Regions from separate parts of the Homo sapiens genome. Here regions 1, 2 and 3 are each linked to region 4. The links are chromatin loops, found by intact Hi-C in ENCODE. Cell type or tissue: natural killer cell. All regions are shown on one strand. Region 1 overlaps ARMC9 (armadillo repeat containing 9). Region 2 holds the start of MIR4777 (microRNA 4777). Region 3 overlaps ARMC9 (armadillo repeat containing 9). Region 4 holds the start of LOC124907997 (a long non-coding RNA gene).

Region 1 (8,000 bases), 170 kb after region 4:
ACCAACCTACAGTGCAACAGACAGCCCTACAACAAAGACATCAACAATCACAAGCCCCAAACCATCCAACACAGTCAGAATCACCAATCACCAGTCAGAAAAATTTCCCTCACTGAGCTAACAATGGGTTCTGAACACGGGGTGGACTCCACCTGCTACGGAGGCTCTGACTCCAGCCCACTCCAGCCCAAGTGAGTGCTGTCTCATTTCTAGGATTTCAGGCTGAGAGCTCAGGGAAAGGCCTGGCAGGCCTGGGGCATCAGAAAAAGGACTGTGCTCCCAATCACAGTGGACCTGCAAATGCACGTGGTGGTCTCCCTCCCGTGGAGGTGTGCACGGGTGGGCGGTGGTCTCCCTCCCGTGGAGGTGTGCACGGGTGGGCGGTGGTCTCCCTCCCGTGGAGGTGTGCACGGGTGGGCGGTGGTCTCCCTCCCGTGGAGGTGTGCACGGGTGGGCGGTGGTCTCCCTCCCGTGGAGGTGTGCACGGGTGGGCGGTGGTCTCCCTCCCGTGGAGGTGTGCACGGGTGGGTGGTATGCTCCCATCTGAAGATGTCTGGGTCAAATGCAGGCGCAACCCTTTTTAGGATGCAGGTGAAGAACAGTGGAACAACTAATGTAGTAACCCATCAATTATTCACTGAGCACTTGCCCCGTGCCAGGCTCCCTTCTAGGTTCTCTGGAACCTTTGGGTAGGAAAAATAAATGCCTACCTAAGCCAAGCTGAAACAGCTGCATTTCTGCCCCCATCCATCCCTTCTCAGCCCCAGGAAGACCTGGGGCCTGCCTCCCAGAGCAGCTGCTCTCCCTAGCTGGTGTCAGGATGTGGGGAGGTGGGCAGTGGGGCCACACCAAGCCTGGGACAGCTCTTGGTGACTAGCAGGATGGGGACTTTCTAAGACAAACCAGCAGGAGGTGTAAGGTAAGGAAAGTGTTCCTGGGTCCGATCTAACTGGAGACTGACTGGACTCAGCAGGGGTAGCAGTTCTCCCGCGGGACTTCTCGGGAGTCTCCTGTGTACTGCTGTGCTGGGAATCTCACTGGATGGCAGTTCACAAGCTTATTAACTCCCAGGCTGTTTGGCTGTGGGGCAGGGAAATCCTGCGGGATGGGCATTTGCGGGCACAGGCTTTGGAAAACGCTGCTCTAAGTAGAGACAGCAGCAGGATGGGGCAGGGGTGCGCGGGCCAGTGAGGGGCAGAAAGTAAGTTTGGGGGCCAGACCCCAGGAGAGGCTACCAGTGAGCCCCTGAAGATGAGGCCATTTCTGCCAACCCCTTCTTCTCTCCCTACTCACCTGGACTAACAGAGCACTGTGGCTGGGCAGGCTGTGCAGGATGCACGTGGGTAAGGAATGTAGGGCCCCTTGAACTCAACAGAGGTTCAAATGCCCACAATGGAACCCTTGAGGCAATATCTCAGCCAGGGGACTGGGCAGGCGATGGAGGCCCAAGCCAGAGGCACATCCCCATCAGATGCGGAAGGGGCTGCTATGGCCAGCTTTTTTTTTTTTTTTTTTTTTTTTTTTGAGACAGAACCTCGTTCTGTTGCCCAGGCTGGAATGCAGCAGCATGATCTCGGCTAACTGCAACCTCCGCCTCCCGGGTTCAAGCGATTCTTCTGCCTCAGCCTCCTGAGTAGCTAGGATTATAGGTGTGCGCCACCACGCCTGGCTAATTTTTGTATTTTTAGTAGAGACGGGGTTTCACCATGTTGGTCAGGCTGGTCTCGAACTCCTGACCTCATGATCCGCCCGCCTCGGCCTCCCAAAGGCTGGGATTACACGTGTAAGCCACCACGTCCGGCCCTGCCAGCTTTTTAACGAGAAGGGGCACTTGCACGTTAAAAGAGATGAAAACCACTTCACCCTAAGGTGATAACGGTGTTGAGCAAGATAGTAATATGATCGGATGCCTGTAAGACACCTGAGTCCTTCCTGGAACATGAAGGGTACAAATAAACAAGACACAACCAGAAAGGCCACTTCAGATCCCATGTGACAAATAATCAGTAAGGTAAGAGCTTTAAGACCAGTTAGGAAATGTGACATTAAGCCAAGAGGGAACTATGGAGAGCCTGAACAAACACAAAAACAACAGCAATGTGGGCAGGGAGGGAGGAAGCTCTTGCAGATCCCATTACCAGGCAAAGGACAGAGAAAAACCTCAGACGCTTCCCAGGTGTTCCCTGGAGTGTCTTTCACTGAGACAGGAAATTCAGGAGGGGAGACCACCTGTGTGGAGGAAAAGTTGAGCCCGATTTGGACACAAATCTGGTGAAGCTGTCAGGCATTCATGGGGAGGCCAGAAGTCTGGGTTTGGAGCTCGAGAAAGGTCTCAGCTGATGGCTGGTCACAGCTCTAACTCACTGGTTGAGATATTAATACAAAGGTGCTTTATTTTTTGAGACAGAGTCTTGCTCTGTTGCCCAGGCTGGAGTGCAATGGCGTGATCTCAGTTCACTGCAACCTCTGCCTCCCAGGTTCAAGTGATTCTCGTGCCTCAGTCTCCCAAGTAGCTGGGATTACAGGTGTGTGCCACCACGCTCGGCTAATTTTTGTATTTTTAGTAGAGACGGGGTTTTGTCATGCTGGCCAGGCTGGTCTCAAACTCCTGACCTCAAGTAATCTGCCTGCCTCGGCCTCCCAAAGTGCTGGGATTACAGGCGTGAGCCACTGCACCCGGCCTACAAAGGTGTTAAACCCTCTCATCACCAGGTTGGTCTGGGTATGCAACAGGCATTGGTATACGAGGTATAGCAGGGTCAGGGGTGCTGGTTGGGAGACTCCTCAATACACAGGGCATTGCACCAAGGAAGATGGCCTGGACACATGGCAGCAATGTGGGGAAAGCGTAGGCATTTGCCAAGATGTAAGAAAATCACACTGGGGAGAAGGCAAGGGCTGAAGATGCTGAGCTTCAAGCCAGAGCCACAAGCCACATAGCAGGAAGCTGCTGACAAAGATGGCTGAGGTGGAAGCAGGTGCCTTATAAGAGCCACATGTCCTGGGTCTTTTTACATTTAATGCTATAGTCTCTATCACAAAATCAAAACCATTTTAATGCAAATTAAAATCAAAAGGTTGGGCATGTTGGCTCACGCTTATAATCCCAGCACTTTGGGAGGCCGAGGCAGGTGGATCACGAGGTCAAGAGATCGAGACCATCCTGGCTAACACGGTGAAACCTCGTCTCTACTAAAAATACAAAAAATTAGCAGGGCATGGTGGCGGGAGCCTGTAGTCCCAGCTACTCGGGAGGCTGAGGCAGGAGAATGGCATGAACCCGGGAGGCGGAGCTGGCAGTGAGCCAAGACCGTGCCACTGCACTCCAGCCTGGTGATGGAGCGAGACTCGGTCTTAAAAAAAAAAAAAAATTAGCCAAGTGTGGTGACATGTATCTGTAGTCCCAGCTGCTTGGGAGACTGAGGTGGGAGGAGCACCTGAGCCCAGGAGGTCGAAGCTGCAGTGAGCCTGGGCGACAAAGCAAGGCCTTGTCTCAAAAACAAAAACAAAAAAAGCTCTGTATGTGTTCGTGGGAATGTAAATTAGCCACTGTGAAAAGCAGTTTGGAGGTTTCTCAAGAACTTCAAACAGAACTACCATTTGACCCAGCAATTCTATACTGAAAGGAAAATAAATCGTTCTACCAAAAAGACACACGTACTCATATGTTCATGGCAGCACTATTCACAATAGCAAAGACATGGAATCAATCCGGGTGCCCATCAGCAGTGAACTGGATAAGGAAAATGTGGTACACATATACAATGGAATACTACGAAACCATAAAAAAGAACAAAAGCATGTCCTTTGTAGCAACATGGATGCAGCTGGAGGCCATCATCCTAAGCAAATTAACACAGGAAAAGAAAACCTAACACCACACGCTCTTACTTCTAAGTGGAAGCTAAACACTGAGCACTCAAGGACACAAAGATCAGAATAACAGATACTGGGAACTATTGGCGGGGGAGGGTAGGAGGGGCAAGGTTTGAAAAACTAACTCTCAGGATTATGCTCACTACCTGGGTGATGAGATCATCTGTATGCCAAATCCCAGTGACATGTAATTTACTCATGTAACAAACCTGCACATGTACCTGCTGAGCCTAAAATAAAAGCCAAATAAATAAAGTGTTTTGACTTTTATTTCCAATGGGGCCTTATCTGGAGTTGTTGAAGAAAAAGAGCATTAATTCTCAAATGGGCATCTTTCTAAATAAGGATGCATTTAAATGGAAACCTCCCCATCCAAGGAATCCAGAAACCCAGAGGTGCCACTAGGTCAGACTTGGGACTCATCCAGGGGGCAGGAGCTCGAATTTCTACCTTAGGAGTTGGCACCAGATTCTGTCTCCTGGTCAGCCTGCCTTCTACCCACTCCTGCTCTTAGGGCAGAGGCTTGGTGTGGGTGGAACAGGCTTGGTGTGGGTGGAACAGCCCCCTCTCGTGGCATACCTTTTCTCCAGTGTCTCTGCATTCACATTTGCCCAGGGGGAACAGGGGGTGAAGAAGAGAAAGACCAACCAAGGCACTTTCAACTGCTCTTGGCAGGGAAAATGCATACTACACCATTACAAACAGCAGAAAACAGAAAAGCCACCTAAATGTCTGATAGAGGAATGCCGTTCTCAAATTAGAACTCTAGAAGATAAAGAAAATATACACACAAGTAAAAGTTAATGATATATACTTCAAGGCTCTAGAAGGACGCATATGAAACACAGGCAACAGGTTCCCACGGGAGGGCAGGATGCGCTGAGCGAAGGGAGGGGATGGGTTTTCCTTCATTTACAGATAAAATGGTATACTTTCTAGCTAACATATTTGTGTAACGCTAGCCCTAACCCTAACACTAACCCCTTCTGCCCAGGGCTGACTTTCAATAGATCACAGCCAGGGAGCTGCTCTGCCATGGGTGAAACCCCGACAGCAGACTGTCATCCAGGAACAGCCTAGCACTGCGTTCCCTGCAAACGAACACACCCGCGTGACTTGCGTAATCTTAGAAAACAAAAAACTCAGCCTCTTGTGCCCTGAGGGATAACTTTCTCCCTTACTTCTTATCACTAAGTTGATGATAATATAAAATCTGATTTCTCCCATATCCCAGCAAGCCACAGGCTCTGATAAGGTAAGGACTACAGAAAGACAAATGGGTGGGAGCAGCAATACGCGGAGTCAAACTAAAAAGGCCACCTGGGACAGCTCTCGCCTCAAAGAAATGAATACCGTCCTTATAAACCCTCTGGGAGTGCCTAGACACCTGTGCCAGCTTCGATAACACGGGCAGCTTTCTGAACACAGCTACCTGGGTGTGAACTAGGTGAGGGCAGAACCTCACTTCTTTCCTCTTGTGGTGTTTCTACCGTGAGCTGCTCTGTCAGTGGGAGACTTCCTCTCCAGAGAGGCGGTGACTAACAGGACTTGTGAGGCTGGGGGCAGACCTGGGCATCACTGCCCTGCCTGTCCTCTTCTGCTTTGGGCAGAGCCCACCAGAGAAGACGTGTCAACTCCGCTCCTCCATGCCGCCCTCATGGTGGCCACAGCAATGGCAGCGGGCTAGGCTTGGCCAGAGCTGTCCAGGGCTGTGCAAGAATGCTTCCGTAATTCCCAGGCACAAGAGTAGGACCCCACCTGCCTGCAAACAAAATCCACATTCTCAGCCAGGTGTGGTGGCTCACACCTGTAATCCCAGCATTTTGGGAGGCCAAAGTGGGAGGACTGCTTGAGCCCAGGAGTTTGAGACCAGCCTGGGCAACATAGTGAGACCTCATCTCTACAAAAATAAAAAATAAAAATTAGCTGGGCATGGTGGTGCAGGCCCATAGTCCCAGCTATTCAGGAAGCTGAGGTGGGAGGACCACTTGATCCCAGGAGGTCAAGGCAGCAGAGGCCCTGATCGTGCCAATGCACTCCAGCCTGGGTAACAGAGCGAGACCCTGTCTCAAAAAAAAAAAAAAAAAAAAGATCCACATTCTCCAATATAAGCTTTGTCAGTACCAACAGTGATATTTTCAGCTCCTTTTTCCTTTACTCTTTTGTCCTATTTTTCAACCAGTTCAGAACTCAGGGGGAAAGAAGGGCTCGATTTAATGGGCCCTTTTGAATTTTTAACAGTGAGTAAGTTGGTAGAAGCCCAGATTCTTGTTAACTGCCAGATATAAAAACCAGTATCAAGTGTACCAAACTTTATAGACATCAACGGTTTTGTGAAAGGGCCCAGCCCAAGCTCCTTTACAGAATGTAATTAGCAGTAACACTCAAGCTCAACAGAGCACCTGACGGCGAGCTGACCCAAGACCGCTCTATGAAGGACGCTGATCTGTGCCACGTACTTATTTTGAAATTGATGGCCTTCTGTTGGGCCCTAGAGTAGAATTTATCCCTTTAAAAAAATCAGCAAAAAAGCAAGCAATCTTCTTCTCCTTCCAAATCCTAAATCCTATCAGTCCAGTCACTGGACATTGCATCTAAACTGTTTCTTAATTTCCTTCTTCACACATTGTAAATCTGAACTCGAGACACATATCATAAATCAACTTTATATATGCATGTCTAGTCAACAACAATACTCTCTTATACTTTGACAATGACCCCCCATACGCTTTTTATCATCTTGTTAAAGAAATCGGCTAGAAACAGTAAAAGGCTTTTGCAGCTTTTATTGCGTGTTCCTAAGCCAATGATTCAGTAGAAGGAGAATGGTTATCACTAAGCTAAACATAACTCATCCTCCCTCCTCTGGTTTCCAGTGGTTAGACAAAGTCTGTATTTTGCTGCTAACATAACAGTCGGGGTGGTAGGACTGTCTCCTGACAGATGGTATTGATAACTTCTTGTGGGATAACCAGCTGTGTTGTACCCCTGCTCCTTTTTAAACCGTGCTTAATAACATGTCATCAGTTTTTTCTTTCTTTTGAGACAGGCTCTCACTCTGTCACCCAGGCTGGAGTGCAGTGGTGCGATCTCCTCTTGCTGTAGCCTCAACCTCCTGGGCTCAAGTGATCCTCCCACCTCAGGCTCCTGAGTAGCTGGGGCTACAGCCACGCACCACCAAGCCCAACTAATTTTTTTTTTTTTTTTTGAGACGGAGTCTTGCTCTGTCACCCAGGCTGGAGTGCAGTGGCGTGATCTCAGCTCACTGCAAGCTCCGCCTCCCGGGTTCATGCCATTCTTCTGCCTCAGCCTCCCAAGTAGCTGGGACTACAGGTGCCCGCAACCATGCCCAGCTAATTTTTTTGTATTTTTAGTAGAGACAGGGTTTCACCATGTTAGCCAGGATGGTCTCGATCTCCTGACCTTGTCATCTGCCCGCCTCGGCCTCCCAAAGTGCTGGGATTACAGGCGTGAGCCACCACGCCTGGCCTAATTTTTGTATTTTTTGTGGAGATGGGTTTTCACCATGTTGCCCAGACTGGCCTCGAACTCCTGGGCTCAAGCAATCTGCCTGCCTTGGACTACCAGTGTTGGGATTACAGGTGTGCGCCACCATGCCTGACCAACATCAGTTTTAAATAAACTGGATACATCACTCCTCCTATAGAAGATGGGAATGTAAGGATGGCTGGTATATATAAGATATAATGGGATTTTATAAACTGAACCTAGAAAACACTAAGTCTTTGATGAATTAACAAATAAATGGGAAGGAGGAAGAAAGGAGTGCTCCTAGTAGACAGACCCTGTCATGCTAATTGCTATGAGAAAGCCACAGTTTTGGTAAGCACACTCTGCTTCCTAACTGTCCGAATGTTAACTGGACAGTGGACAGAGGGTCAGCCATATTCTCGGGGATGTGGCTTCAAGTCCTTCTTCTGAGGGGCTCATGAGGAAGTTACTTTTCTAAGACTTGCATATCCAATGGTGACTTTACTGACCTTTTAAAAATGGCTGATTCTCTAAGATTTTGGCACACTAAAATCACTGTGGCCATGTCCCAAAGACTCCGCTTCTACCATCTGTCTGTCCACGTGTGTGGAACAGCTGACAGCCAGCCATTC
Region 2 (8,000 bases), 50 kb after region 4:
GGATCACGAGGTCATGAGATCGAGACCATCCTGGCTAACATGGTGAAACCCCATCTCTACTAAAAACACAAAAAATTAGCCAGGCGTGGTGGCGGGCGCCTGTAGTCCCAGCTACTCGGGAGGCTGAGGCAGGAGAATGGCGTGAACCCGGGAGGCAGAGGTTGCAGTGAGCCGAGATTGCGCCACTGCACTCTAGCCTGGGCGACAGAGCGAGACTCCGTCTCAAAAAAAAAAATTTGTTTGGTTTTGTTTTGAGACAGAGTCTCGCTCTATCACCAGGCTGGAGTGCAGTGGCATGATCTTGGGTCACTGCAACCTCCGCCTCATGGGTTCAAGCAATTCTCCTGCCTCAGCCTCCCGAGTAGCTGGGACTACAGGCACCCGCCACCATGCCCGGCTAATTTTTGTATTTTTAGTAGAGACGGGTTTTCACCATGTTGGCCAGGATGGTCTCGATCTCCTGACCTCGTGATCCACCCACCTCGGCCTCCCAAAGTGCTGGGATTACAGGCGTGAGCCACCGCAGCTGGCCCAATTTTTAAAATTTTATTATTTTTTTAGAGGTGGGGTTTTGCTAATGTTGCCCAGGCTGGCCTCACACTCCTGGCCTCAAGAGATCCTCCCACCTTGGCCTCCCACAGTGCCAGGATTATAAGCATAAGCCACCGTGCCTGGCCCGTAATGGTTATTTTTATGTGTCAATTTGGCTGGGCCATGGTGCCCAGATATTCGGTCAAATATTATTCTAGATGTTTCTGTGAAGTTCTTTTTTGGACAAGATGAACATTTAAATCAGTGGACTCTGAGTGAGGCAGATCACCCTCCGTAACATGAGTGCCCCCATCCAGTCAGCTGAAGGCCATAATAGAAAAAGACTGATATTCCCTGAGCAAGAAGGGGTTCTGCCAACTGATGGCCTTTGGACTTGAACGGCAACTCTCCCCTGACTCTCCAGCCTGCTGGTCTACCCCATCAGATTCTGCGCTTGCCAAGCCTCTCCAATCACATGAGCCAATTCCCTAAAATCAGCCTCTCTGTTTCCCTGGAGAGTCCTAACTAATACACCTTAAGCCTGTCCCCCTCTCCCTAGGACATGACTGTGAGGGGTGGGAATGAGCCTCCTCAGACCGGGGCTCCCTCTGCCTGGCCCCTCCCACTGGCACTGGAGAAAATAGCTGAGGCAGGAGAATCGCTTGAACCCGGGAGGCAGAGGTTGCAGTGAGCCAAGATCGTGCCACTGCACTCCAGCCTGGGTGACAGAGCGAGACTGTGTCTCAAAAAAAAAGAAAAAGAAACGACACATGAAGCCCCAGGAGGCCGAGGAGCTTGAGACGTGTCGCCAAGTGTGTGCCCATGGCATGGGAGCTGTGTGTGCGGCTGGGTCCTATCTGCTGTGTGTGCGGCTGGTTCCCATCTGCTGTGTGTGCGGCTGGTTCCTATCTGCCTTTATCTGCTGTATTCTGTTCTGGCCCGTTTCCCCACCTCTGCCCCTTTCTGGGTTTTCTTATAATCCAGATGAAATGTCCGCAGCAATAACTGAGAGCCGGTTATGAACCCTCTGGGCAGAGTCGCCTAGGGGCCCTGAATGCTTTTCTTTGGGCTTAATGCAAACAGAAGGGACACAGGATCCTCTGCTGGGTGATGCTTAGCAGCCGGATTATGACTCAGCAGCATTGCAAACACAGGGAAAGACTCAGCATCTCCCGAGGCATTTTATGGCTCTTCCCTCCCAACACAATGTTCCTATTGATACGCTGAGATCATATAAGGGCCAGGCTGCTCTAATAAACAATCGCCTACCTTGCAGAGCACCTCCCAACTTTCCCGTATATCACCCTTTACATTTTTTCCAGGACTCAGTCCCATGCGTTTCTGCGGCACGTGACTTCCCCTATGTCATAGGTGACTGCCGTCCTGGACTTCCTTTCCACATGGTTTCTCTGCTCTGCCCTAATCTGGCCTCATCTCAGGCCAGACCAGCGCCATTTCCTGGCCCTGGCTCCTGGCTGCCTCCAGGCTGCTGAGCTCACCATGCTGGGAGGATGGAGGGCCCTGAGGCCACCAGGGGCTCAGCTGACACTTACCAACAGCCGTCCACCCCACCTCCCACTGCATCCTTCCTAGAGCAGCTGGAGCATCCAATGATAGGGGCCCAGCCTCCTAGGTCAACACAGGCACTGCCTGAAGCAGCCCCCAAGGTGGTCAGGGTGCCTCACGGGGTGGGCTCTGCCAGGCCAAGGGGCAGCTCCCTGATGCTCTGCCGAGGGCCACTTTCTTTCTTTCTTTTTTTTTTTTGAAATGAAATCTTGCCCTGTTGTCCAGGCTGGAGTGCAATGGTGTGATCTCGGCTCACTGCAACCTCCACCTCCTGGGTTCAAATGATTCTCCTGCCTCAGCTTCCCGAGTAGCTGGGATTACAGGCATGCACCACCATGCCCGGCTAATTTTTGTATTTTTAGTAAAGACAGGGTTTCACCATGTTGGTCAGGCTGGTCTCAAACTCCTGGACCTCAGGTGATCCGCCCGCCTCGGCCTCCCAAAGTGCTGGGATTCCAGGCATGAGCATGTGTTGTTTCTTTAGCTGGATGCATGAATGTGCCATTGGGAGCTGCTGTCCATCCTCAGGGACAAACGTGAGGGGAAAGGCATACATGTAGACATATGTACAATCTCTTCTCATTTTAAAAAAGTCACAGCACTTGCAAAAGAATCACTTCTCATCTGTGGCAGGACAAGATTTTTGACATTTGCTTCTGATCCTGTCCTGGGCCTGAGTGCGAGGAGCTCCTCAGACAGAGCCACCTCCCTCACCTGTCCTCAGGCCACGTGGAGGTGAACTTCCAGGCACAAGCACCCCACACCTGGCTGGGGCTGCTCTTCTGGAGTGGCAGGGCCATGCTGAGAAGGACTGACAGGTGACAGTCAAGGCAGCCCTGCCATCACCTTCCTGCACATTCCGGGGTGCAACTCAGCCTCTGTGGTCTGGACTGACATACTTCTTGGGATGCACTTTGGCTCTTCGCAGGATAAATGCATTTGTTTCTTAATAAATACATCTTTAAAGCTGGTCAACATTCGTTTTATCCTGCTACTTAATCTAAGGAGTCTAAGAAGCTGACAAAGGAAAAGGAAAATTTCACCATGGGGGTTGGGGGAAGGCACCATGATTGTAGGGTCTGGGCTTTTTTTTTTTTTTTTTTTTTTTTTTTGAGACGGAGTCTTACTCTGTCGTCCAGGCTGGAGTGCAGTGGTGCGATCTCGGCTCACTGCAACCTCTGCTTCCCAGTTCAAGCGATTCTCCTGCCTCAGCCTCCCAAGTAGCTGGGACTACAAGCACGTGCCACCACGCCCAGCTAATTTTTGTATTTTTAGTAGAGACGGGGTTTCTCCATGTTGGCCAGGATGATCTTGATCTCTTGACCTCGTTGTCCGCCCGCCTTGGCCTCCCAAAGTGCTGGGATTACAGGCGTGAGCCACTGCGCCAGGCAGGTCTAGACTTTTATTCTCTAGCCTCCGAGAAAGTAATTTTACAGCAAGACAGTTGCTGGAAGTCACTGGCACAGAGCTTGAGTGGCCATTATCCTTAAAACACCTGAAAGCCGGGCTAAGTAAACAGTGCCATCATTCAGTCTACCACTGACCCAGACCTCTGCCCCAAGGGCTTCCTGGGCTAAGTAACAGTGCCATCATTCAGTCTACCACTGACCCCAGACCTCTGCCCCAAGGGCTTCCTGCCCATCCACCAATTCTTCTTCTGGGTATGAGACCTCACCTGAAAGAGCAAGAGAACAGAGCTCGGGGAAGTTGAGGGGACAAACGTTCCCCACCAAAGCCACATAGAGAACCACTCTTTCTCCCTTTCTCCTACTTGTTCATCAACAAGTACTCTAACCACCTAGGCCAGGTGCAGAAGCACAGCACAGATGCCCTGCACTCCTGGCACTCTGTGCACACTCCTGCATGCCCTGCATTCCCTGCACTCCTTGCACACTCCCTGCAGCCCTGCACTTCCTGAATACCTTGCACACTGTGCACACTCCCTGCAGCCCTGCATTCCCCGTATACCCAGCAGGCCCTGCACGCTCTCTGTGCCCTGCACACTGCGCTTGTCTCTGAGGCAGTGAGAGGCAGCCACATGACAACACAGTGGGGTCTCCGCCCCGTGGAGGGACTGTGGCTTCTGTGAGCCTGGCAGAAGGGCGTGACCCGCACTTTGGGGTCAGGCAGGAGGAAGGGATGCTTCAGTGAGACCTGAATTGGGGCTGAAGTCAGCCTGACAAGAGATGGCCACTTGTGATTTAGAATATTACAGCATTCTAGATGAGGTATACCATATACATATGAGGTATATATATATCTCTCATCTAGAATGCCGAAATATTCTAGATGACGTTGCCAGTGAGGGAGGAAGAGGAAGATGGAACAACTTGTACTTCTCCCTCCTTCCATCCTCTTCTTCCTCACACTGAACTCCCAGGCTTAAAATAAGAGCTGGCTTCAGTGACTGACACCAAGGGGAGGGCACCTCTGGGTTGGACCCTGAGGGGTCTTTGTGCTCAGTAGAATCTTGGGGGGCCAGCTAGGCAACGCTGCTTGATGTAATGAGGTCCCTCAGGGTCGGCTGCCTACCTACTGTGAAAACAGTTATTTCTGGGGAGAGAGGGCTGTCCCCAGTGGAGAGCCTCAGAAATGAACTCAGCATTTGCAGGAAGTAAAAAGAAGTGGCCTATACCGGAAGCGTAGGTTTGGCCTGGCTGAACCGCAGGGGAGGATCCAGTCTGGACTGGGGGCATGAGATAGCTCTAGCCCACTCCTCAGAGGTCTCTCATTTTGAGTCCCCATTTCAGGGGGATGCTGAGAGCCTGAGAACCCCTGGTCTAGCTGACAAGCTCCTCTTCAGCCACAGAAAGAGGGGAGGAGGCCCAGGTAGGGGAGGTAGGTCCCTGGGTCCCCAGGCAGGTTGGCAGTGGAACTGGAGGAGTCCAGAGGCTTGGCCCCTCCCCCAGTAATGCAGCCACCTTTGACCCCGTGCTTCTTAAAGATAGCTGGGACTGCCCCCACCCTTCCCTAGCCCAGGTCTTGAAGTCCTTCCCATCCTTCCCACAGTTCCGATTTCGGCTTCTAGCCCATCCCACCCAAGGAAGCTCAGCACACTTGTCTGCGCCCCCTTTCTCTTACATCCTCCTCCTGTCTGCCACTCCCCATTGATTTCTCTTCCTGCCTCTTTCTCTCTCCGATTTTCTCCACCAGTGGGTGCAGGTTCTGCTCAGTCTTCCTGCCTGTCCTCTCCGGGGGCCCCCAGAACTAAGCTGAGCCTGCTCCAGCCCCATATTTTACCGCAGGAGGTTGGCTTCCTTCATGGCCAGGAGGAAGTGGTGAGGGGCAGCTGGCATGCCTGGTGGTCAGGGACAGGCAGGGTCTGAGACCCAGGCCAGGCCCCTCTCCCTGAGCAGGTTTCTCCAGATCCAAAAGAAAGAGCTGGCGAGATTGGAAAGGTCCTTTCTAGACCCTAAAGAACCCCTAATAACCCACAGGGCCAGTCTGTGCTCACGTGGCACAGTGGAAGAGAGGACACTATTTTTTTTTTTCTTCTGCTCGGGGGTCCAGTTTTTTCTTTTCTTTTTTTTTTTTTAGTTTTTTGATTTTTTTTTTTTTTTTGAGACAGGGTCTCACTATGTTGCCCAGGCTAGTTTCAAACTCCTGGGCTCAAGCAATCCTCCTGCCTCAGCCTCCCAAAGTGTTGGGATTACAGGCGTGCGCCACCACGCCCCAGCCTGGAGGCCCAGTTTCTGTTTCAGGAAGTGACCTCTGAGCCAAACCATTTACTCACCTCCTTCTCCATCTTTCTGCCCTACAGCCCACTTCCTCCAAATGCAAAAAGCTGACAGGACACTGTCCCTAAGTCACCCCATCACCCAGCCCTGGACAAGTCCGCCTGGCAGTTTTGAAAACTAGTCCCATGGGCATGCTTCTGAGTGCTGTGTCCTTCCCGTCTGACTGATGGCTCTCAGGCAGCACAGCCCTCCGAGGTGGTCAGGAGTGGCGGCTGCACTCCGCTGGGAATCTTGACACTGCTCCTTAGCCTCCCCTGTCAGAGGCTGGGCCTCAGAGGAGCCTTCCAGGTCTCCTGGGTGCTCTGCATCCGGCGTGGGGCGCCCACTCCCAGAGCTCCGAGAGTCAGGTTCGAGGCCTTGTGATATCCCCCTTACCTGGTGGTCACTCCATTGCCTGGGTCCTGGGGCGCCTCCCTTGGCTGGCGGGGGGTCCCCGTGGGGGCTGGGCGAGGCTCTTCCTGGCGTCCTCTTGGGAGCCACTCTCCTGGCTTGGCGATGATGGCTGCTGGGGAGGAGGAGAGAAAGTTCAGTCCACATCTGCTCTGGAGCCCCTCTAAGGATGCCCTCTCGTGGGCTGGGTTGGAAAGCCAAGAAAAGCACGCACCCCAGGCCAGGCCCTGCGGGCTCCCTGGCGCCTGTGGCTTGGGATACTTGTTTACTCGTGCAGCCCGGGAACTTGCCAGGTAGCGGGGGATGGCAGGCACACTGCTGGTGGTGACAGGCACAGCCCAGGGAGGTTCAGATCACCCTGGCCGCTCAGCCTTCCTGGCACCCCTCAGCCTCTGGAAAGCCCTCAGAACAACAAATTGTCTCCCTGGGCCATGGCTAGGCGCCCCCAGACAGAATGTGGAGGCCCATTTGCTTATCTGAAACTCAAATGTAACTGGGTGGTGTGTAGTTTTATTTGCTAAAACCAACAACCTGAGAGGTAGGGTGCTCCTCACCGAGCAGCCCAAGGCTCCTTAATGCTGAACCACTCGGTACACCCAGGGTGGCCAGGAAGTGCCCTAACTCCCAGTGACTTGTGCTGTAGCTGATGCCCACCCAGAACCAGGCCACCCGGGACACGCAGGAGCCCTTCACGGGGAAGCAGACGGAGAATCCCAGATAGCATCATAGCATACGGAGGGCTCCCCAAGGGCCTGGGAACAGATGTTCCTGCATCTCAGATGCCACGCACCCCTTCCCCCACCCCGCCTCTCCTCTTCTCCTACAGCTGAAGGGGTCCATGTCACTGCTGCAGCGACACTGTGACAGAGGCTGCATCCGTGACTCCCTTAGGCCAAGCTCCTCTCAGCTCTTTCATTTTAGCAGCTCCTCTGTGGCTTTGCAATGTGATCTGTTTAATCTTAAATATAAAGGGATCTTCCCTGCAGGTTTCCCTGTAGCAAGGGGCTTTGACTTCCAGATAATTCTCTTTTGACCCAAACGAGAATCTATTTCTGATACCAGAACCCAGCGGGTGGCACTGGGCGGTCTCCACCTGGATCTGGGTCTAGAAATAGAGCTTCAGGACAGGAGGCACATGCTCAGTGTGCTTAGAATAAGGCCAGGAGAAAAAGCGTAGGTGTACAAGAGAATACTTGAGTGAAGTCACACCGAATTGCTGGGCTACACGCAGGGGAACCCCATTACAACGTGTGGAGTCACAAAGCTGTGCCCACGCCAGGCAAGTCCTCTAGGACCAGGACCAGGAGCTTCCCAGGGGGTGTGAGCGTAGGGGACGGGGTGGTCATAAAAAAGGAGGAACTGAGCTGGAGTGTCCCAAGACCATGAGGTGGTCTTGGTTCAACTGTCCCCTTCTCCTCTCCTACTTCCTCCAGCACAGGCCACACTGAAGACTTTCAGAGGTCCCACCAAGAACAAGAGACCAGCTGAGCACGGTGGCTCACGCCTGTAATCCCACCACTTTGGGAGGCTGGGGCAGGCAGATCACTTGAGGCCAGGAGTTTGAGACCAGCCTGGCCAACATGGTAAAACCCTGTCTCTACTAAAAATACAAAAATTAGCCGGGTATGGTAACACATGCCTGTAATCCCAGCTACTCAGGAGGCTGAGGCAGGGGAATCACTTGAACCCCGGGAGGCGGAGTTTGCAGTGAGCCAAGATCGCACCACTGCACTCCAGCCTGGGTGAGAGAGCGAGACTCCATCTCAAAAAAAAAAA
Region 3 (8,000 bases), 110 kb after region 4:
TTAACTTTTTTTTTTTGAGATGGAGTCTTGCTCTGCCCAGGCTGGAGTGCAGCGGCGTGATGTTGGATCACTGCAACCTCCACCTCCCGGGTTCAAATGATTCTTGCGCCTCAGACTACCGAGTAGCTTGGATTACAGGTGTGCACCACCACGCCCAGCTGATTTTTGTATTTTTAGTAGAGACAGGGTTTCACCATGTTGGCCAGGGTGGTCTTGAACTCCTGGCCTCAGGTGATGTGCCTGTTTTGGCCTCTCAAATTGCTGGGATTCAGGCGTGAGCCACCACATCCCGCCTCAATCTTTAACTTAAAAAAAATTTTAAAAAAGATTTGTGGCAAAAGAGATTAGAAAAAATATATCTTTAAAACATTTGTAATGATGGTGAAAAGGGTTTGGAAAGAAGCACAACTGAAAAAAACAGAAAGGATATGAAATTGGAAATGTACAATGTAGCAAATCCAAATCCAGATTGGCAAAAACATTAAAAAAAAATAGAGTAACAGCACCTATTGCTAGTGGAGATGGAGGGAAGAGGCTCCTTCATGTTCTCCTAGTGAAATCTGAATTATTAACAGCCTTTGAAAAGAGCAATCTGGAAAAATCTATTATTAAAAAAATACTTTTTCATCCAGCAGCAAGAGCCCATATAAATAAAAGCCCTGGTAAATAAGGATATTTTTACAAAGATTTTACTACAGCATTGTTTGAAATAGCAAAAAATCTAGAAAATTATACATTCATAGCATTAAAAAGTATCAACTTGCTACACTGCCTAACTCAGAAGGACTTTCAAGAAACATTAACAAGAGAAAAAGGCAACATGGTGTAGAAGTATGTGTATTTCTATCTCTATGTTATCTCATTTTGAAAAACAAATACTGACAAAAGTATATATGGATCTGTGTGTAGTACATACCTCCGTGTACTCTGTGTGTGCATCTTTTAAGTATGAAAGCGCATGCACACACTAGATCACTAACATGGGTTTCTTGGGGGGGTTGATGTGAGTGCAGTGGAGAGGCAAAGGATAAAGCTTATGCTTGTGCTGTCTCCCCCAGAGGATGCCACCCCTGCTGGCCACACCCTTCCCTTCCTCAACTCATCTCACTTCCTCTTTACCCCACGCCAGCCATCTCCCAGTATTCCTGGAGTACTTGGAATTTCTGTGGCACTTCCTGTGTCTATCACCTTTATGAATCTGTGATCACATATTTATTTTCTGTTATTTGCTATTTTGCATTCATGTATGTCTCACAAGAAGGTAATATAGGGCAGTGGTTAGGAGCATGGACCACTGAGTCAGACCACCTGGATTTGAATCCCAGCCCCATCACAGTTACTTATTAGCTGTGTGAACTTGGCAAGTGACCTATTTTCTCTCTGTCTCTTCATCTGTGAAATGTGAATAAAAATAGCACCTACCACAGGGCTGCTAAGAAGAGGAGATGACTGAACACCCATAAGGCGCCTAGAACAGTGCCTGGCACCCGGCACTGCCAGCAGGCGGGAGCTGCTGTTGTCAGAATCACTGTGATCTTCCCTATCTAGGCTGGAAATTCTTGGAGGTATTTTAAACCACAGATACTCTTTTAGATTTCTTTTGCATCCCTTCCCCATTAGTTCCTACAATAGTGTTATTTCGAGGCCCTCAAATATTTGTTGAGTAAATATATGAGCAACTCTTAGATCTGAGCACTTTGTATAGAAGGAAATTGCTGAGCATACGATTGGCACTTACATGGCAACCAGCAAGTAAATGTCCACGGCTGACCTCACCTGGCACTTAAACCTATTTTGTCAAGAGGCGAGAATATTTGTCTTAAAATCAGTCTTCTAGAATAGCACAGGAAGGTCTTGCATTTCTACTTAAGGAAGCCATACAAGGAAACTGGCTGTGATATATAGTAAGGAAACCTGAGTCACTGGGGGTGAGAACAACGGAACCAGGCTCCTAAGCTTAGTGATTTACCAACAGCCCTTTTGTAACATATTACGTCTGTTTCATATAAAATAAATGCATCAGGTAACACATTTCTCTGAAGTGCTAAATGAGATGCATTTGAATCCTTAAATAACAGCTGTCATTGTCCATTCCCTGGGGTGTATTGTCCAAGCTGATCTAATGATGGTTTTGTTTCTCTGGAGGTTTAAATGGGTCTGGGGCTTTGTGGGCCAAGAAAGTATAAGTGGTTTAGAAAACAATGAAAACACCCATATTTTCAATGCCATCCTGTAGACTCTTCCTGCCTTGAATGTTCCAGCTCTCCCTCTCGGCTGGAGCTACTCCATCAGCATTTTAACATGCTCAGGTTTCTCTCATCTTAAAACAAACAAAAATGCCCCCTTCAGCCACTATTGCTCTTCTGTGCACAGCCAGACTGGGCGAGGAGCAGCATACACTTCTTAAGCCATTTTCTCACTTCCCACCTGGCCCTCAATCCATTCATTTCGCTTTTGCTCCATCAACCCACAAAAATGCACAGCAACTGACTTCCACGCCACTAAACCCCGTGTCCTAGTCTCACTTCTCTCTCTTGAGGAGCCTCAGGGCCTCTCTGCATTTTTCACCCAAACTTCCTTATTCCTATTCCCCCCTTGCAGTTTATAATGTCAGCAAAGAGGGCGTACATGTCCACACCTTTCCGCTACATAGGCACATACATAATCCATAGCCCTGTGTCTTTATACATTTGCTTTTTCCGAAATTATTGGTCAAATTACTTTATGATTTCCTTTTTCTATTTGACATTATATCCTAGACAGTCTATAAATCAGAAGATGCATTTCTAGCTCTACCTTTATTTTTTTTAAAATTTTAGTATATAAACGTATGTATATTCAGACATAACTTTGTTAGGTTAGCACATTAGATCAAGTCATTATAAATTACAGAGAAAAACGAGACTTTGCATCAGGGGTTCTCTTGAGAGTTTCCAGTGAAGCAGGGATAGCAGTGGTGGAAGTTGTGAGCGCACAGATTTCAGCTCAATGTGATTTAGAGTGAGCATAATTTACCCTGGTCTCAGGCCCCATCCCACTACAGCCCCCCACTTTTTTTGAGATGGGGTCTTGCTTTGTTGCCTAGGCTGGAGTGCACTGGCAGGATCTTAGCTCACTGCAGCCTCCGCCTCCCAGGTTCAGGTGATTCTCGTGCCTCAGCTTCCCTAGTAGCTGGGATTACAGGCGCACGCCACCATGAACCAGCTAATTTTTGTATTTTTAGTAGAGATGGGGTTTCACCATGTGGGCCAGGCTGGTCTCAAGTGATCCGCCCACCTCGGCCTCCCAAAGTGTTGAGATTGCAGGTGTGAGCCACCGTGCCTGGCCCCATTAGAACCATTTTATCTTTAGAGTTGCTAAGCAGCTAACTGAAAACAGTGGTTTCATTTTTCTGTGTTTTGGGTCTAAATATTAAATGAAAGAACATTTACACTGCTAAGCAAGATAAGGTATGACTCCAACACCTTGCAAATAATTTTGCTGTCTCCTTCAGAGCTGTCACCTTGGGAAGTGATAACCACATTCCAACAACAGTGCTACTTCTCAAAGGATTCTTAGAAATTTTCTTTAGCCTAAGATCTGTCACTCTCTTTTTTCCCTCCAACTTTGAAAGACAGTTATAAACGTAATGCTAGCCTCCGGTGAAAGCTGAGTAAAATCCAGGCAAGACCGGCTGTGCCCGGACTGCCCCGGCTGGCACCGGTGATGCGCAGTGAGGCTTACCTGGGAGAAGGAGCCCCCATCTGCTGCCCGGGGTTCATCACAGAGTCCCATTTGGCCCAAATGACAGATCTTTTCCTTATAATTTTCCAACTAAACCTCTTCTAGAAATCTTCTGAAAATTCTAGTTATCACAAGTATTTTCAAACATCAACCTCTTAAAAGAGTAGCAAAAGTCCAGAAAATTATAAGACTTCTGTATTTGTTCATTTACAGTAGACAATTGCTTTCAGAATGAAATTTCCAGAAATTGAGTTCTCATCATTAACTAGAACAGTTGAACAAAATGAATTTTCCCTTATAAGATAAAAACAGGATTTATAGCAAAAACAAAGCAAAATGAAAAACCAAAGCAAACCGAAAAACCCAAAGGGATGATACAAGAAGGGAAGAAAACAGATCTCGAGACAAACTTTAGGACACAATGAAAAAAAGTTGTTAAAAACAAATAATTAAATATTAATTTAAACTATCATTTAGAATGATATTGAAGGGCCAGGCACAAAGGTGGTGACTCATTATAATCAAGAGAAGGCTGCCCAAGTCCGGGAACTGCCTAGGGGCTGGCAAACAATGGCCCACGAGTCAGGTGCCTGCTTTCCTATGCTCGCCAGCTAAGAATGATTTTTGTGTTTTTAAGTATTTGAAAGAATATTTAATGACATGCAAAAATTGTATGAAATTCAAATTTTTAGCGTCCATAAATAGTTTTACAGGAACACAGCCACGTTCAGCCACTTATGTACTGCTGACAGCCACCGTGTTACAATGGCAGAATTGAGTGGTTGGAACAGAGACTGTGTGGCCTGCAAGCCCTAAAATAGTTCCTATCTTTTCCTTTACACAAAGTGTCTGCCGACTCCTGTTCTAAACCCAATTTTACCACCATCAACTCTCTGTGTGAGCTCAAGCTGGTGTTTTTCCCTCTGCCTCCACCTTTGTAAACAAAGGGGCCTGGAGAAGATGATAGGGGCCAGGACCCCTATCTGGAGGTCAAGCTCTGCACTGCTGGACAAGGCAGGAAGAGCCAGCAGGAGCACGTACCCGCTGATGCCACCTGCAGCCTGTGAAGAAAACGGCAGCCACAGAGGCCGCCTGCTGAGGAAGCATCTCCCAGCAGATCTTAGCAGATCCTCTCTGGCAGGGGCTCTTAAATACCTCTTTCCCAACTGATGCCATCAGTGATCAAAAACCTGGCTTTTACACATTTTACAAGCTGATAGGCCACGACTCCAAACAAAAAAACATCCTCTGACATCCACTTTTTCAGTGAATGCTCCCCCCAAAATAGATGAAAATGTTCCAGCATTCACTGCAGGAGTAACTGCTCCCTGCAAATGAAGGCAGGCAAATCAAGGATGACCAGAGGGGACAACAGGTCTTTTCTTCCTAGGTATCTGAAGGAAAACCATGTAAAATCTTGTCATCTGAAAATCCAACTACAGTCCCTGAGTCACCATTCTTTACATCATTTCAGAGACTCGCATACATTAACTTCTAAACCTTCATGCTCTAAAACACCAGGCAAGTAGATTTTTCACAGCTGAGGAAACACAAGTCAAAAGAATGCAAATAACAGAGAAAACTGGTCAGTTCCGTTAGCTCTGAACTAAACCCAGGACCCCTCACGCCAGAGACTCTCGCCAGGCGCCTACACGCCCAGCACTCCCACCGGTGAGGAAGACAGGCCGAGGCTCGTGCCCCTTCAGAGCAAAAGCTCACACAGAAGAATGGTCATTGTTCAGCTTCCCATGAAACTCGAATGACATGCAATGCTGCGTCTCTGCTGTGAACCCAATGAGTGTGGGAGTCTTCAAACATGGCCGCTGGGCTCCCCACATGAGACCCCAAGTGAGACCCGAACCACCACCCAGCTGAGCTTTAGCCAACCCTCAGAATTGTGAGAAATAGTGTAGCAGGAATGAAAAATCTCCATTTCTGGACTAACTTGTCAAGGCAGGAAAGAGAGAATAGTTTGGTATGGGTTTTCTATGTGGTGTCAAGAACCTCCAACTTACTTCATCATCTTCATCTTCATCATCATCAGATTCAAGAACACCATCTGGTAGCTCTTCTATAAAGAAAAAAAGAATCAATGAATAATGGATAAACAGTGGGAGCCTTGGTCCACAGAATCTGTCAGCCTCTGCAGAGACATAAACACCTTAATGAGAATGAGGTTACATCAAAGTCATCATGCTCCTAACCATCCTAATCACAACCATTTCAGTCACTGTCTGAGATCATCCTAAGCAATTTTAAATAGTAAATCTCTCCATTTTTACCAGAACATGATTATAGTAGCATGGGGAAAATTAAAAGCCAGCATATAATTTTAGGGGAATTTAGGGAAAAGTAAGTAAATATTTATTTCAAGGCATCATGCTAGATTCTGCCATACCCGTTATTTCACTTAATCCTTACAAATATGTTGTTGACTATTATCCCCCATTTTACAGAGAGGCACAGAGAGGAAAGAGAGACTTCTTGGTCTCACTTCCAGTAAGTGGCAGGCAGCTGAGATTCAAGCCGAGTCTATCTCTAAACTCCATGATTTTTCCACGGGCGGTATGGGTGGTGGTCATGGCAGGTAGGGTTCCTGAAGGCTCTGTGGTTCATCGCTAGGTCTTTTTAAGAATTTACAAAAGAGCAGTAAGTTGGTAGCACAAAGGAGTTACAGAAAGAAAGAGCCCCGGCTTCCTCCTCTGTAGAATGGGGGTTGTACCAGCCACTTCTCAGGGTTGTCGGTAGGACCTCACAATACACCACAAGGGAAGCGCCCGGCTTAGGGCCAGGTAAGAAGCAGGCACTGCAGAGGTGTTGGTACTTTCTCCTCCACGAAGTCTTCCCTGATCCCCTTGCTCAGCAGCCATCTCTTCCTCCCCGAACACACTCAGCGTTTTATCTAGAACTCCTGACAGTTCACGCCACTTCTGGAAGATTGCTGCTTACTAATGAATGAATGCTTACTGACTCGTCTCTCACCCACTGCACTGAACTGTGAGTCCCTGGGGACAGAGCAGCTGACTTACTCCTCCCTCTATCCCTACTACATCTTTCTTATTATCACTTGTTTCTTGAACAAATGACATGAAGGTAAAGAAAGCCTGAAAGAAGAAAGGAAGTCAAATGGGAAGTAGGAGAAAAGAAGGAACTAAAGCCATACTTGAGGAGAGCACCCAGCTTGTAAAGTGGCAGGCAGGGTGCACCCACATTTGATCAAACACCAAACCATTCCCAGGAGGGAAGATGTAGAAACCCATGTTCTCAACCCAACGCTCGTTCTAAAGGGAAGGACTCCACTGACTTCACTGGACCGAGGCCAGTGGGACACCAAAGTGTCCCCCTGCTCACTGAGGCTTGCATGCCCCACGGGTCGCAGCACTGTTGTGGAATGCCATTTAGTCTAGAAAGCTACTGTGCAGGCATGAAGATGTGATGCCACTCTGCTTTCTGGCTGAAGTTTAATGACTAACTTCCCTATCCACCAACAGCATACACCATTCCACCTTCAGGAAGTGCTGCTGTACTCATCAGTTATAAACCGCTCATTTTCGAATACAGAAATGCCTTTTTTAAGACTCTTGGCTATTTTGTAAGGCCACAGACAGCCCAGCCACGCTTCTCTTTCTCTGCCTCCTCCTGCCCAGCTCCCCTTCTCCTGACCCCATAACCTCAAGGCCTGCTGGCTCAGACTCATCCCACTACCCAGAATAATCCTGTCCTGAGAAGTGAAGTGCCTTGTAGACCTCAGCTCCTTTCTGGGATGACTATCTCCCATCCTGTTCCCTGAGTTGGTCCACACTCCATGAGGTGCCCGCACTCCGATATCTAACACACGTGGGGCTAGAATGGCCAGTATCATTCCTTTCCCGGGGGCTCTGCCTTGCTCCTGCCCAGTGACCTGGCTGGTGCCCCTGTTGTCTCTCTGGTGCTGGTTCCCCTCCCTGAGGGCTGGCATTGTGGTCCAGGCCCAAGCCAGGGGACAAATCTCTCTGCTGTTGCTGTTGGCAGCTCACCCGGCGTTGTCAATGTCACCAGCTGGAATTTTCCTTTAGGCTTTGCCAGAATAGTCCTTCCCCACCTGTGGGGTTAGGTCGCTAAAATATACTTGAATTTTAATACTTGAAGACCTTAAAACTTTACTGGAAAAATTGTGCTAGAAGACTGTGATTGGACTTGGACGTGTGAAAACCCACAGAGATGTTTTCAAGTTTACTGAAATAGAACAAGGAAACCAATAATCTAAATAAAGATGGTGGCAATGCCATTTCACACAT
Region 4 (8,000 bases):
GGACGTTGCAGTGAGCCAAGATCACACCACTGCACTCCAGCTTGGGTGACAGAGCAAGACTCCGTCTCAAAAAAAAATAAATAAATAAAGTTCTTTTCTGGCCCAGCGTGCTGGCTCGTGCCTGTAGTCTCAGCACTTTGGGAGGCTGAGGTGGACAGATGAATTGAGCTCAGGAGACTGAGACCAGCCTGGGCAACATCGCAAAACCCTATCTCTACCGAAAATATAAAAATTAGCTAGGCCTGGAGGGCGTGCCTATAGTCCCAGCCACTGGGGAGGCTGAGGTGGGAGGAGCTCTTCAGCCTGGAAGGCAGAGGTTGCAGTGAGCCAAGATGGTGCCACTGCACTCCAGCCTGGGCAATGGAGTGAGACCCTGTTTCAAAAAAATAAATAAATAAAAATAAAATTCTTCTCGTGCAATGTTGAGTTGAAACATTAGTTCACTTGTTTTTATTTTTATTTTTACAATAATGAATGCATTTATAGTTGTTAAATTGGGCAATGTTCAGCAGCTACAGCCTTAAGCCCAAGGCCTGACACGTAACACCCCTTGAAGTCAAAATGAGGTAAACTGACATTATTCCCTTAAATATAATTATGTGGTCTTCCCGATTTCAAAACAATGAACCATTATAGTTTTTACTTTCTCTTTGACTCAACAGTTATTTAAGAAACAGGCTAGGATTTTTGTCATTGTTCTTGTTTGGTTTAATTTTGTGGGTAATTTCTGATTTACCGTATATTGTGGACATAGAGTTTGGCCTGTTTAATTTCTGCCTTGGGGGATAGTTGATGTTGTCTTTCCTTCTAATACACATACATGGTAAAGGTTTCATATGCAAAAAGAAGATACAAGCTGTGTGTGGTACAGAATTTGATACAGATCTTTGATTCAAACTACTCATGGTATTGTTTGGGTCTTTGATGTCTTTGGTTTATTTTCATTTTTATTTTTTTTGAGAGAGTCTTGCTCTGTTGTCCAGGCCAGGCTGGAGTGCAGTGGTGGAATCTAGGCTCACTGCAACCTCTGCCTCCCGGGTTCAAGAGATTCTTCTGCCTTAGCCTCCCAAGGAGCTGGGATTACAGGTGCATGCCACCACACCCGGATAACTTTTGTATTTTCAGTAGAGATGGGGTTTCACCACGTTGGTCAGGTTTGTCTTGAACTCCTGGCCTTAAGTGATCCACCCACTTGGCTTCCCAAAGTGCTGGGATTACAGGCGTGAGCCACCCTGTCTGGCCTGATGTCTCTGATTTTGGTAAGTTAAATCTCTTCTAGGTTGTTAAATAGTATGTTAAAGACTCACTATATTTGTGTTTCTGGCAATATCTCTTTGTACTGCCAACATTTTTCTTTTTTTCTGAGTGTTTAGGTTTTTTCTTTTTAACACAACATCCATTTATTTTGCCACAGTCCCACAGGTCAGGAGACCAGTACAGCATGGCTAGGTTCTCTGTCCAGCTGCATCCCTCCCCTGGAATTTAGGGTCCTCTTCCAAGCTCATTTCTATTACTGGCAGAATTCAGTATGAAGTTCCCATTTCCTTGCTGGCTGCCAGCCAGGGGCTGCTGTTAGCTTCTAGAATTTGCTATCATTCCTTGCCACCTTGTCCCTCAGTCTTCAGGTCAACAATGGCATGTGAATTCTGCTTCTAGTCTGACTTCTCCTTCTGCCACCAGTGGGAGAAAGCTCTCTGCTTTTAAGGTCTCATGGGATTAGATGAGGCTCACCCAGAATATTTCCCTATTTTAAGGCTAATTGTGCCATGTAACCTAAGCTAATTACAGAGGTGACATCTCATCATGTGCACAGACGGGTTCCAGGGAGCCAGGCAGGACATCTCTGGGGTGCTGGATTTACTGTGCTGCACACTAGAGAAGGTACATTTTTATCAGACACCCTCTATTTTCTTTTTCTTTTTTTTTTTTTTTTTTTGTTTTTGAGATGGAGTCTCACTCTGTGGCCCAGGCTGGAGTGCAGTGGCGTGATGCCGGCTCACTGCAACCTCTACCTCCCGGATTCAAGCAATTCTCATGCCTCAGCCTCCCGAGTAACTGGGATTACAGGGATGTGCCACCATGCTGGGCTCATTTTTTCTATTTTTAGTAGAGACAGGGTTTCACCAAGTTGGCCAGGTTGGTCTTGAATTCCTGACCTCAAGTGGTCCACCCACCTCGGCCTCCCAAAATGCTGCGATTATAGGCATGAGCCACCGCGCCCAGACCCACCTCTATTTTCTAAGTGCTAAACAACATGGCTCCAAAGCATAACTGAAAAGCAGGTTAGTTGCTCATCGCATGCAGAGTCCAATGAACAAGCGCGAGGTCTGGTGTAAGAAAAGTGAATGTATTCCAAAGGTAGCTTGGGGAAGGGACACAACGCGTCCTGCCTTTACATGTGCTGCTTCACCTTTGGAGCAGTAACATGGACACTTTTATAAGGTCGGGGGTGAGCAAGTATGCAAGGCAGGCGTTCCCCTGTTGCCCCGTATCTTATCTACTGGATAATTGAGTTGGTGCCTTCCCAGGCAGAAATAACTTGTAAAAGTGGCCAAGCGGGAATGCTTTCGACATACCCTCCTGGAGGATGAAGGTCACTTCCAGTTTGCAGAGCAGAAGTTCTAAGGTCACCCCATGGAGGTAAAAGTTCCGTGGCAGGTACGCTTCAGTCTGGAAATCAACTGTCAGCAAATCGACTGTCAGCTCTCAAGGAAAAGATCTGTCTTGGAGCCGTTGAAGAAATTGCCCTGAAGGGAATTACCCTGAAGGGAATGTCTAGGGGGAGGTGAACGGTTACATTTGCATTTCTGAAGGGCTGAGTAGGAAACGGGAAGGAGGGAAAGGGGAGAGAATAGAAAATAATAATTAAAAAAAAAGTAATTCATTCCGTTTTTCTTAGAAAAAATGGGAGCATTTGGTTACAAAAATACATAAAATCTAGCAAGAAACATTCGACTAGGTCTGCGGGAGCTGAGCTATCTGAGCTGAGCCTGGCCTCCCCATCAGCGCTTAGCAAATTGCAGGTGGTCTTAACAAATTGCAGGCAGTCATGGTGGACAGGCAGCTGTTTCCAGACTTGCCTCCATCCTCCAGACCCTAGCACGTGTCTGAGTGGTGGCTAACATGCAGCTTTTGCAGTCAGGCCACCTGAGAGCAATCTCAACCTGCCCCTTTCCAGCTAGGCAGCTCCAGTATGGGGAGTGGCTGTTTTATATTTCTGTCCTGCATCAGCCCCTGAGGCAGGCATCCCTGTACTTTCACTTCTGTGAGCCCACACATCTCCTTGCTGGTCGCAACCAGTTCGAGCAGACTTTCTTTTTTCCTTTTCTTTCCTTCTTTTTATTATTATTATTTTTTTTGAGACAGGGTCTCATTCTGTCACCCAGGCTGGAGTGCATGGGCACTGTAACCTCAACCTCCCAGGATCCTCCCATCTCAGCTCCCCTCCGCAACCCTCAGTGGCTGGGACTACAGGTGCTCATGCCACCATGCCTGGCTGATTTTTGTACTTTTTTGTAGAGGTGGTGTTTCACCATGTTGCCAGGCTGGTCTCAAACTCCTGAGCTCAAGCGATCTGCCCATCTAGGCCTCTTAAAGTGCTGGGGTTACAGGTGCGAGCCACCAAGCCCAACTGAGCAGAATCTCATGTCACTTGAAACCAAACATATCCTTACCATCGTTGGCTTTATATATTAAGATTTTATGAAAAAATGATTATTGTGTCATTTGTCTATGAGATCAGATACTAAACAATTAGAACAGCAAACTGTATCCTGCTATCCAAGGCCTTAGTTCTGACCTCACCAGGCCTCTGAGGGTGGGCCCCCAGTAGGGATTTTTGAGGTCCTGAAGGGGCTGCACTCACCTCCCTGGCCGGTGAAACAAGATCATTTCTCCTTCCCTGGTAGAGGCCCCTAAGGTGGCCCTGAGGGTCTCGAAGCCCCCTCACTCCCTCCGAGGCTGTCGGGATCTCGCACATTTCTCCTAAGCCTCAGGCCTGAGCTTGGTGGAAAGGCTCACGGAGGAAAGTCTTCCTTACACAGATGAGCCAGAGAAAGGAACGAGCAGCCCCTGGAATCTCAGTGCCAGGAAGCAGTTCCTGTTAACAGCTTGGTGTGGCGCTTTCCAGCTTAAATCCGCATAAAAAAGATGCCTTGGGGTACAAGTAATGGAGTTCCAGATTTCACACAACCTGCTCAAATCGTGCAGTCTCCCATCCACCTCAGCGTCACGATGCCCCCGGCGGTCAGTTGGGGGCGCTCCCTGCCCTCTTCTGGGATTGCCAGGGCGGGGACTCACCCAGCCCTCCAGCCCGGCCAGCCCCTTGCTCCTCGCGGGGCCCCGCCCCGACCCGCGGCCCTGCAGCCGGCACTGGGAGGTCTACGCCGCCTTACCCCACGCCTCGCGCAGCTCCGCGGGCTGGTCTCGAGGGGAGATGCCCTCGCTCGGGGCGCGCACCGGGTGGCGCCGAGATGCCCACCTCCTCCGCAGGCCCCCGGGATCCATCGGATGCCACCCCCACCACACACACAGGGCTCCCCCACCCTCGACAGCCGAACGCGTTGTCCCCTGCACAGCCCAGGCGGGTTCCGCGAGGGGCTCTGGGTCGCACCGCGCCCCGGGACGCCCGCGCCCACCCAGCAGCTCCTGGCTGCCCGGCGACGAGGAGCCGCGGGGGGCAGGCGGAGCCCGAGGGGGGCAGCTTCGCCATGGGTGAGGGCAGGGATTCCACGCATTCCTGTGGGATTCGGCCGCACCGAGGAAAAACAAAGCCAAGGTGATTTGTGATAGGTCACAGGCTGCACGGCAGGGTCAGTCAATCCCAGCCCAGGCCGGTAGTTCCCAACTTGAGTCACCTGGGAGCGATAAAAAATGCCTGGGCTCGCGCCCCACCCACTCACTCATTCGGATTCATTCTGTCTGGTTGCGATCTGGACTAGATATTTTCTCAAATTCCCGGGGGGCAAAACCCTCTAAAAGGATTGAGCTCTAAGCTTTGGCTCACTTTGGAAGGGTCTTCAGTGAGTATACAATGTATTCCAAGATTCAAGTTTTGTTTTAGAAATATAAGCAAAAATTGCATTCTGTTCGATAATGTATCTGTGTTCATTTTCACATAAAGGCAATTGGTAAAAGACAATTTTCAGAAAAAGGTAGATTCATGACCCTTGTTCAGAAATAAAAAATGAGCATGTATTAAAGATTTATTTTACTCATAAAAAGGACAAGGTAGATGTTATATCTGGTTCAAAGGAGACATCAAAAAGCACAAATTTATATGGAGTGAAGGAATTGAATTGCAAACAGCGGCAAACTGGTTTTTCCACCGTGGGGGTGTTGGTGGGGGGTGGAAGAGAAGTCAATGGAAGCTTCACCTGACAAGACAGTTTGCAAAGCCCTCAGTACTTGCAACTTAAAAAGAGGTGCAAAATAGCTCAAAGACCGTGAATGGGGCTGGAAGCAGACAGGTCTGGCTGTGCTTTAGATAATGTATAGTGTTTCACTGGAACAGAAAAGTTTTTCTTCACAATAGCTTAAATAACTCTCTGGAAACATTTATTTCTTACAGCCCTAATAACGCTGGGCTCCCCCAACCATCACAGTTTCAATCGCTCATTGGACATAACATTTTCCTCCTTTTAGACAGAAACAACAAACACAGATATTTGTGACTAAGTTACTGCTAAGGAAAAAGGATGGGAGGCTGGAGGCTCTTGGGAGACAGTAGAGTATGGGGGTTAGGTGTGCAGGGCACAGAGTTCAAATCGTGCCTGTCACACAATAGCCGTGGGATCCTTCTCTTAGAGCCCTCCATTTCTTACTTTGAACATGGTGTATAACAGGATTCCAGAAGCTTCCCCCTGCTCCTTCTCAGTTTAGGTGCACAGAATAAGTCACCTAGGAACAGCTTTCTTTGTTAAGAGTAGGATTCTTTGAGTGGTCTCCTTTAGTTATGTAAATGTGGCTGAGTAGGCACCCATTACCCTGGGGGAAGAGTGGAACTGGACTTTTTGAGGACTGACAAAGGCTACCCCTTTTCAAGGCCCCTTGGAATGCACAGCCAGTTGCCGGGGAGGAGGGAACCATTTTGCAAAGCCAGGGCCTTTGAGGAGGAAAGAGTTAAGACCCTGGGACCAACTAAAATCTACTGTCTAAAAAGTTGCTTCACCAGGCCAGAGAGAACCTGAGTCTGTGGGATTCCCCCACAGACTGTGTAGCTGACTGGGGGGCCACAGGACCCAGCACCCCTGGCATGCTGCTGCTCTCTGGGGAAAGGTCGTTGAGCTTGTGAGGGTGACTGAGAGAAGGGTAACTTTGTTTTGGAAGCATAGGCCCCACCGCAGCCTGTGCAGTGAAGGTAGCCAAGCCTCAGAAGCCACAGGACTGTGCAGGCCCGCTGTTCCACAGCGCCCCTGTGTGGAGAGAGAGGGAACAACTGGAGATGACTGCTCAGACTTTCCAGAGAACCCTCTCTTTGGAGGAGGGAAATCCCTGAGGTTCTTGGACAATTTGAGAGTGGGTTCCAAGAGGCTGATATTGGATTTTTCTGCCAATAATGGTACATGAGGGATTTGAGCAATCAATGAGAAAAATTAAAAAGTAACCATATTTGTACCCTGAGTTAAAGTCATATTGACTACACGTTAAATGTTTACCAGGGTGCCTGGCATATGAAATGTGCTCCATAAAATGTCAGTTGTTATCATTACCAGGAAGCAAAACTAAATGCCTGATTTTCCAGAGTGGGGCCCCACTGGAGCTGGCCAGAATGGGCCAAAGTGCGCCAGAGGGAGGGGTGGAGGTGCCTCAAAACTGCCCTCTGCTCCCTCAGGCTGCCGTGAACCCCTGCTCTTTGTCCCTTTGTGCTCAGGATAAAGTTAAAGTACTCCTGAACCTAGAAGACCTGAGAAACTGCCCTGCCTGCCTCCCAGCCTCCCACCCCTTCTCTCACCCCAGGTCCAGCCCCGAGAGGAGCTCCTTTCCGCTTCAGAATGCATCCACCCTGCTCCCAGCAGCCCTTGGTATATGTGGTTCCCTCTGCCTCATCCTTCAGGGGCAGCTGAACCCATAACCGTCTCTGGGCCTCCACCTGGGCCTGGGTCCTGTGGCCTGTACACCTCCATTTTCTGGGTGTCCCTGGGCTGCCCTCTCCCATGCTGAACTGTGAGCCCCAATCCCCTCTCTGCAGCCCAGAGCAGGACCTGGCTTCTGAGGATGAGGAGGGGCAAATAGGGCTGGCATCACAGTCGCAGGCCTCCCTCAGAAGCTCCCAGCACTTGGTTTAATGCTCAATGCTCTGCTGTGGCAATCTTAAATTCTTTTTTTTTTTTTTTTTTTTTTTGAGACAGTGTCTCGCTCTGTCACCCAGGCTGGAGTGCAGTGATGCGATCACAGCTCACTGCAGCCTCGACCTCCTGGGCTCAAGGGATCCTCCCACCTCAGCATCCCGAGGCAATCTCTGGCAACCTTGGCCCCAGACAGGTGCGTGCCACCACTCTGAGGTAATTTTAAAATTTTTTAAGAAAAAAATTAGCCAGGCGTGGTGGTGGGTGCCTGTAGTCCCAGCTACTCGGGAGGCTGAGGCAGCAGAATGGCGCGAACCTGGGAAGCAGAGCTTGCAGTGAGCTGAGATCGCACCACTGCACTCCAGCCTGGGCGACAGAATGAGACCTCTGTCTCAAAAAAAAAAAATTTTTTTTTTTGTAGAGACAGGGGTCTCTCTATGTTGCCCAGGCTGGTCCCAAATTCCTGGGCTCAAGCCATCCTCCCACCTCAGCCTCCCAAAGTGTTGGGATTACAGGCGTGAGCCTGACCTTTAAAATTCTTAATACCTTTTTAAAACCAGGGTCCTGTAATTTCATTTTGCACTGGGCTCTGCAAATTATGCAGCCGGCTGGCCAAGAGAGAACTGTGGGAAGACCTGTGCTGAGGAGGGAGAAATAGCAGTGTAGCAGGATGAGTCGCAGACAAAACTCCTCAGACACCAGATTAAAGAAGGA

What was found. Peaks named below come from ENCODE experiments on the same cell type or tissue, not always from the same donor. Only the 100,000 strongest peaks of a DNase experiment are listed, where the experiment ranks them.
Region 1: a loop joins it to region 4, with 4 times the contacts of the local background. A loop is called at or near these places in 15 of 110 quality-filtered maps.
Region 2: it touches region 4 in a loop (4-fold over the local background); 4 of 110 quality-filtered maps call a loop at or near these places.
Region 3: a loop joins it to region 4, with 8 times the contacts of the local background. A loop is called at or near these places in 71 of 110 quality-filtered maps.

What each region holds. Positions count from the first base shown.
Region 1 is chr2:231,242,331-231,250,330 of GRCh38, reverse strand. All of the region lies in intron 9 of ARMC9 (armadillo repeat containing 9), which reads right to left. Among named protein-coding and RNA genes, the nearest start is that of ARMC9, 48 kb to the right of the region's middle. RefSeq lists an enhancer at 3,118-3,836. In natural killer cell, no CTCF peak of the experiment used is centred here; a DNase peak (open chromatin) is centred at 4,440.
Region 2 is chr2:231,359,093-231,367,092 of GRCh38, reverse strand. It overlaps ARMC9 (armadillo repeat containing 9), which reads right to left. Exons shown (of 25, transcript NM_001352754.2): 23 at 6,210-6,339. It overlaps MIR4777 (microRNA 4777), which reads right to left and starts at 4,385; the gene lies at 4,300-4,385. RefSeq lists an enhancer at 5,781-6,424 and a silencer at 6,302-6,596. In natural killer cell, a CTCF peak has its summit at 4,663; a DNase peak (open chromatin) is centred at 4,692; H3K27ac peaks cover 2,003 bases.
Region 3 is chr2:231,293,992-231,301,991 of GRCh38, reverse strand. It overlaps ARMC9 (armadillo repeat containing 9), which reads right to left. Exons shown (of 25, transcript NM_001352754.2): 19 at 5,739-5,794. Among named protein-coding and RNA genes, the nearest start is that of MIR4777, 65 kb to the left of the region's middle. In natural killer cell, CTCF peaks have their summits at 4,580 and 4,779 (motif pointing left); a DNase peak (open chromatin) is centred at 4,781.
Region 4 is chr2:231,408,791-231,416,790 of GRCh38, reverse strand. LOC124907997 (a long non-coding RNA gene) reads right to left here and starts at 4,495. Exons shown (of 2, transcript XR_007088118.1): 1 at 3,866-4,495; 2 at 2,327-2,815. RefSeq lists enhancers at 1,558-2,317, 2,318-3,078, 5,173-5,777, 5,778-6,383 and a silencer at 4,289-4,628. In natural killer cell, CTCF peaks have their summits at 4,040, 4,242 and 6,168; DNase peaks (open chromatin) are centred at 4,290 and 6,388; H3K4me3 peaks cover 251 bases; H3K27me3 peaks cover 644 bases.